Regions from separate parts of the Homo sapiens genome. Here region 2 is linked to region 1. Evidence: chromatin loops called from intact Hi-C (ENCODE). Cell type or tissue: gastrocnemius medialis. All regions are shown on one strand. Links, peaks and the distances in the headings refer to the core of each region. The heading gives the core; the rest is flanking DNA.

What was found. Peaks named below come from ENCODE experiments on the same cell type or tissue, not always from the same donor. Only the 100,000 strongest peaks of a DNase experiment are listed, where the experiment ranks them.
Region 2: a loop joins it to region 1, with 2.5 times the contacts of the local background. A loop is called at or near these places in 1 of 110 quality-filtered maps.

Annotation. Positions count from the first base shown.
Region 1 is chr5:89,279,783-89,282,702 of GRCh38, reverse strand. All of the region lies in intron 7 of MEF2C-AS1 (MEF2C antisense RNA 1), which reads right to left. Among named protein-coding and RNA genes, the nearest start is that of LINC02161, 300 kb to the left of the region's middle. RefSeq lists an enhancer at 2,167-2,336. In gastrocnemius medialis, for the core only: no CTCF peak of the experiment used is centred there; a DNase peak (open chromatin) is centred at 1,282; H3K27ac peaks cover 2,209 bases.
Region 2 is chr5:89,456,407-89,459,326 of GRCh38, reverse strand. The region is part of intron 8 of MEF2C-AS1 (MEF2C antisense RNA 1); the gene reads right to left. Among named protein-coding and RNA genes, the nearest start is that of LINC02161, 120 kb to the left of the region's middle. In gastrocnemius medialis, for the core only: no CTCF peak of the experiment used is centred there; DNase peaks (open chromatin) are centred at 1,106 and 1,756; H3K4me3 peaks cover 804 bases; H3K27ac peaks cover 2,190 bases.

The sequences.
Region 1 (2,920 bases), core at 111-2,610:
TTCACAGCCTGTTTACCTTCCCATGACATTTTGAGAGGCTCCTACCACAAGGCTTACACCCCAGACTACAAGGTCTTTGCCTTCTTTATATTTCTTGGTGGGGACCTACCCAGACTGTACTGCCCCACTACTTCATGTTCAGAATCTCTCCTATGGCAATTGCTCTGCAGACCTTTAGCTTGTAGGAGGTTGTGATATGCCTATGGGCTATTTACATAGACATAAACTCAATCTTCTCTTATCTTAATGCTTGCTATTGCTTTTTAGCCTCCAGCAGTTTGCCTCAGGTAATTCTTGATAGCACTTTTCTTTTTCAGATCTCTCTTAGAGCACTGACCCAGGGATTCTTGAGATAACAGTAGCCCCTTTCCATCCTGTTTTAATATGAGCACTCTTTCTAACCTTTGAGGTCATCAAAAGAAGGAGATGTGAAAAGGAAGTGTGGCTTATTTATTTTTCTTTGCAGGCCTCAGACCCAGCTCTTTGAAAATATGGAAATTCTTTACAGCCACTGCGTCAGCCAGTTTTGCCTCAGATAAACTTTGCATCTGAGAAATAAGTCTTTTACTCATTTTTAAAAAGTTTAGTTTTCTTTTTTGTGGTCAGTGTTGTTTAGCGTCATTTTCTTCTCCTTATTTCTCTCTTTGCTTTTATTTCTTCTCTTACAGCACTAGTGTCAGCCCCTGCCAAGTTTCTTTATCATCTGTCTCTATAGCCAGCTTAACTTTTCTGAGCCAATGATACCAAATCAGAATACATATGGGTACTGTCAATCTCACATGGTGCAACTTGGAATTAATTTCTGATGCCTACCAGATATTTAACCCATGAGCAGAGTAAAACTTGGGTGGCCCTGAAGTCTCTAAAGAGCTCCCTCCCTAATTCTCCATTCCCTTTCCTGCTATTTAACTCGAACAGAAAGCCTCAGCATCTGCCTTGAAGCAGAGCGTATCCTTCTGACTTTTCTGAGGCACCTAATTTTATTCTAGGGCTTGGGTCCATGCTTGCATTCCAACCACACTTTTTTATGGTCCTGCCCAGCTTTTGCTAATGCCCTGCTTCCAACCACTTAGTTATTATCTGTTCTCATCCTGCCCTACATGGGGAGGTATCTTCAAATCCAAATGCAGCTGTGCCAGAAAATGCTCTAGAAAACTCCGTGCACACTCCTGAACTTCATCACCATCGCTGCGGGCTCTCACATTTGCTGGGATCCAATGTGAGCTTAAACAATTTCCTCTGTGCACTTTGCCTTCACCTTAGCCAGACACTTGAGCAACCTGGCCGTAGTGAATAAGACTGTGATTCAAGCTCACCACCCCACTATCTTTAGATGATGTTGTTTTAATATGTCCAGCCAAAGCCCAGGTCAAATCACAGTATCTAATCTGGATCCTGTGTATTCTGTCTGCCAAATTTACTTTTCTCTAGATAGTACCTGGCAACCAGCTTATTTCTTCTTTACTCTAAATCGCCCTTTTAAATACACCTCCCTAGATCCCCTTACCACACAACACAATCCAGCTTAACAGAGAACTTAGTTTTTAAAATCTCTGTTTCATTTTTGTTCAATAACTAGTTAGCTAACTCTTAACAAAACACACCTGTATCCACTATGATTTTGGAAGAAGTCTCCCCACCATTTGTTTTGTGGCCTCAAAACTTAAACCTGACCTAAGTATAGTTATGTTTATTGACTACTCACTACTTGCTAGTCACTGTGCTAATAATGCAATACTGGCTTAAATCTCACAATATCCATATTAGGGAAACACAATTCTAACCGTGCTTTCACTGTAAGAGGATTAACTTAGAGAGATTAAGTAATTTTCCTGTGGTCAGCCAAAAGTAAGTGATAAAGTGGAGATTTGAACAGAGTCCTTGCTTTAACCCCAGTTACAATCAGTATTGTATGCCCTGAAAGGAGTGTTCCTTAAGTCCCATTTAAGTATCAGTTTCCTTGGAGATAGTACTTCACTCATTTACCAAAGATTTCTAAGCACCTAGTGCCAATGGCTGTCCTAAGCCCTGGAGACATATCCATTAAAGAGACAGGAGCCATTCAGAACACTCAGTTATAGAGTCAGTTGTTCTGGTATAAGAAGAATCTTCCCCCAAAGTAAGTGTCTAATGCCCTGAGGGAGGTAAGGCTCCTCTACCTCAGGCCTCACAGCACAGCTGGGCACAGCCCATGGAGAATCTATCATGTCAGAACCAGATAGAACAGTTGTGGTCATCTGATTTAATCATCTCGGTTTAGAAATGAAAAAATAAAAATAATCATAACATGCTGAGAATTTAACTTTTTCAAGATTACATAGATTTGTAGTGAAAGACTCACTTCTTAAATACAGTTGCCCCAAATCCCCACCCAGTACTTTCACCAATACATCACACTGTCACCTTGAGAAAGATACAGCACATGTTGAAACCAAAATTTTCCATGGCCATAGGAAAAATTCTCATGACCTTGGATCACTTTATCAGAACAAAACTCCTTCATTTAAGCCATTATCCATGAAGCATTTCTTCTAGAGTTTTTCAAGGTGGTTTCTAACATTTAGGCAATGGGAACTATGTGGGACTTGGACATTTTTCTACTTACTCTAGTGGTGTATGACCTAATACAGTCTCCTGTTAGAAGTGGGAGAAAACTAGAAAACTTACTCCCATTTTTCTTATTGAACCCACTTATTAATAAACATCACCAAAGGTTTCTGTCTTTTCCAGACTCTCTCATTCACACTCATCTAGGCAACATTCTTGGGTTTTCTTTGCCACTGAGAATATTAGGTTAGCATGACTGAGTTCTGTTCACTAGTTGCATTCTCCTCTTATCAGTTTACCACTTTTGCAGTCTATCCTGGCGCTTAAGGATATAATCATCTCCTCACCTCCCCCACCCCACCCCTTGCAGTGT
Region 2 (2,920 bases), core at 105-2,604, 180 kb before region 1:
TATCAACATTTAAGGATTGTGATTTTTTTTTGTCTACATTTGATGAATACTTGGATTTTGGCTTTCATTCCACACCCAGAATGTATTATATACATGTGTGTGAATGCATATATATGAATAATTGTGCAAACCATATCTTACAGTAGGTAATTCATCTATCTTTATTTTTAGAATTTTACAAAACATATTGCAATAAATATTAAAAATCAGAACTGAAAATATCACAAACCTATTAAGATTAAGGTTTATTTGTATTATTCTTTATAAAGTGAATGAAGCATTTGTTAATGTCAACATTTTTGTTATTTAATTGCCTAGCTCAGTGCAAAAGGACAGCTTTAAATATATATTTCTTCAAATGGTGAACTAATCATCATTTAAATGGCATTTGCCTTTGCTTAACATGGCTTCCTGGTTCTCAGATAAGGCTAAAATGAAAATGAAATTCTTGATCCATCCACTGCTATTTTTTTTTTGGTGCAAAAAAGTCATATTAATAAGAACCTTAAACTGATAGGAAATATGTCCAGCCCTGGATGTAGTTAACAATCTAATTAAAAGGACAATTTGGCAATTGATATGCTATCAGAAAAGAGAAAGTGAGAGAGAAAGAGAGAGACAGAGAGAGAGAGAAAGAAAAGGCAGGAGAAAACCCAGGGCCTGGCAACAAATTTGTCTCTTAAATGCTCACTTTCAAGTGTGTCTGGTTTCTAGTGCAGTTTGTTTCAGAAGGGATCAATTTTTTCCCCTTTTCCCTATTCTACTTTTGCACTGGTATTGTCTGAATCCCAGAGTGAGCAGCAATACATCATCTTGCTTCAACATCTGCTAGAGCCCCCTCTCCTCCTAATCTGCCCAGATCCCCAAAGCCTTTTCCACCTGCTATAGCGCCAAATGCTCATTACAGCATACAGCTATGCCCTTCATTGTCCTTTCTCCCAGATCCTCAAGGTTAACATGGAACAATGACTATTATTAAGTGGGGGCTTCAGGAATATAAAAGCAGACTGGGCAAGGAGAGAGAGGGTGGGGCAGTGGAAGCATTGGGTAGCATGCCAGGAGAGCTGGCAGGAAAGAGCTGCTAGAAAGCTGTGGCCAATTTTCCAGTCGAAACATGAGTCACTGAATAGAGATGCCCTAGACATAAATAGCTTCCCTGTTCATTGCCCAGGACAAGCAGAGACCACACCCTTCAGTGGTTTTGTGTCAGGGTACTTTTGGATATGGCTTTGAGCAACTAGCGCAGGAAGAGAGATAAAAATGGCCAATTTGAGAAGGCTGGCAAGTCTAGAAGTTGTGTTTACTCCTTGGCCAACTGTAAATTGTAACCAATTGGAAGTTGTTCTACGTCTTTTTTTAATACAAATCACCAACCTGTTCCTTCTATTTGCATCATCACACCAACCACCAATGGAAAATCTGAGACACATTAGCTTAGACTGCTTAGAAAACAATGAAATTCAGAATCTCTCTGACTGTATTCATTTAGATTATCATAGAATCTGAATTATTTTTAAAGGAATCTAATGGTTGGGGGAGGCAGCTTTACTTTAGATTTCCTGTCTTTGGCAGCTGTGTACCTCACTCCCAGATGCCATACTTGGTGCAATTTCCTTTTAGTTTTGTAGGAGATATTTTAAGAAGTTAAACACTGTTTCCTCAGTGACATTCATAGGGATGATCTAGATAAACCACATGAATGTCAGCTGGCCTCTAGCAGAATTGGCCAGCTCTGTCCTGGACATCCTTTCCTGTTAACGCACCCTTGGACAATGTCTCCAGCAGGATCAAGTCGCTCCCTGTTGCTCTTCCTCTCCTGGAAGTAGTATAAAACCACGGGTTCCCTCTAAGGCCACCTAGTAAAATTTTACTTGCTTCCACCACCCAGAACCCCAAGGAAGTGTGTTAACCATCCCATAGCCACAAAATGTGCTGATCTAAATAAAACACAGGCCATCCAGCTCAGTGTTCTAGCCAACACACTGGAGGGGCTGAACAAGATCTCATTAATAAAATCAGTTAGGTGTAAAACAACCTGGGCTAGATAAAGTCAGAGTTTGTTTACTTACTCCACTAATGACAACACACCTAAACTGTCAGACTTAACACTAGGAAGAGTGTTATAGTTCCCTTTTCTATTTTAAAATCCAAGTTTGAAAGTCACAACTAAACTTAGATAGACAATTTTTTAATTGCAATTAGGAAATAAGAGAGACACATTGAAAAATAAAAGTTTTTCCTTTCACTTGGATTGATCAAGATACTAGATCTTCGTTGCGGGTTTGTGTGAAGATAGAAAAGTAACTAGAGTTTAGCTAAATGGTGAACATTTCAGGAACATATTCTTAAAAGTTTAAAATTTAAACCTTGTCCTAGACATTTCATATACATTTGCCTCCGTTTTAAGATTGAGAAGTAGTAAGTAAATGCTAATAAAAAGTATTTTATGTGGGTGTAGCTTTATATATAAGTAAAAAATAAGGAGAAAATAGTTTTTACTGAGGTAAATCTTATGGAGCATATGAATGCTTTAAAGTATAGTCCTAGCTCTTTCATAGGCTTGCATTGGAATTGCTATTTCACTGTAATATTGGGAAAGTTTCATTTTACCTCCCTGGGCTTTATTTTTACCTTATAGAATGAGGGTAGAAATGGTATTTCACCTTCCTCAGAAGGTTATTTGAGGATAAATGAAAAAGCTTTGGAAAGTGAAGGTGCCTAGAATGTAGTAAGAGGTCAATCCATTTCAATTGGTATTGTTGCTAATCTATTCTACTTGATGACGTTTGCAAGACATTTTATGATTCCAAAGGACTCTATTTCTTTTATCCTTCATTCCTTTCTTTCTCTGTTTTATGATTTTTATTACTTTTTTTTATTAGTTCACAAGCCTAAATTCTATTTTAATCACTTATTACTT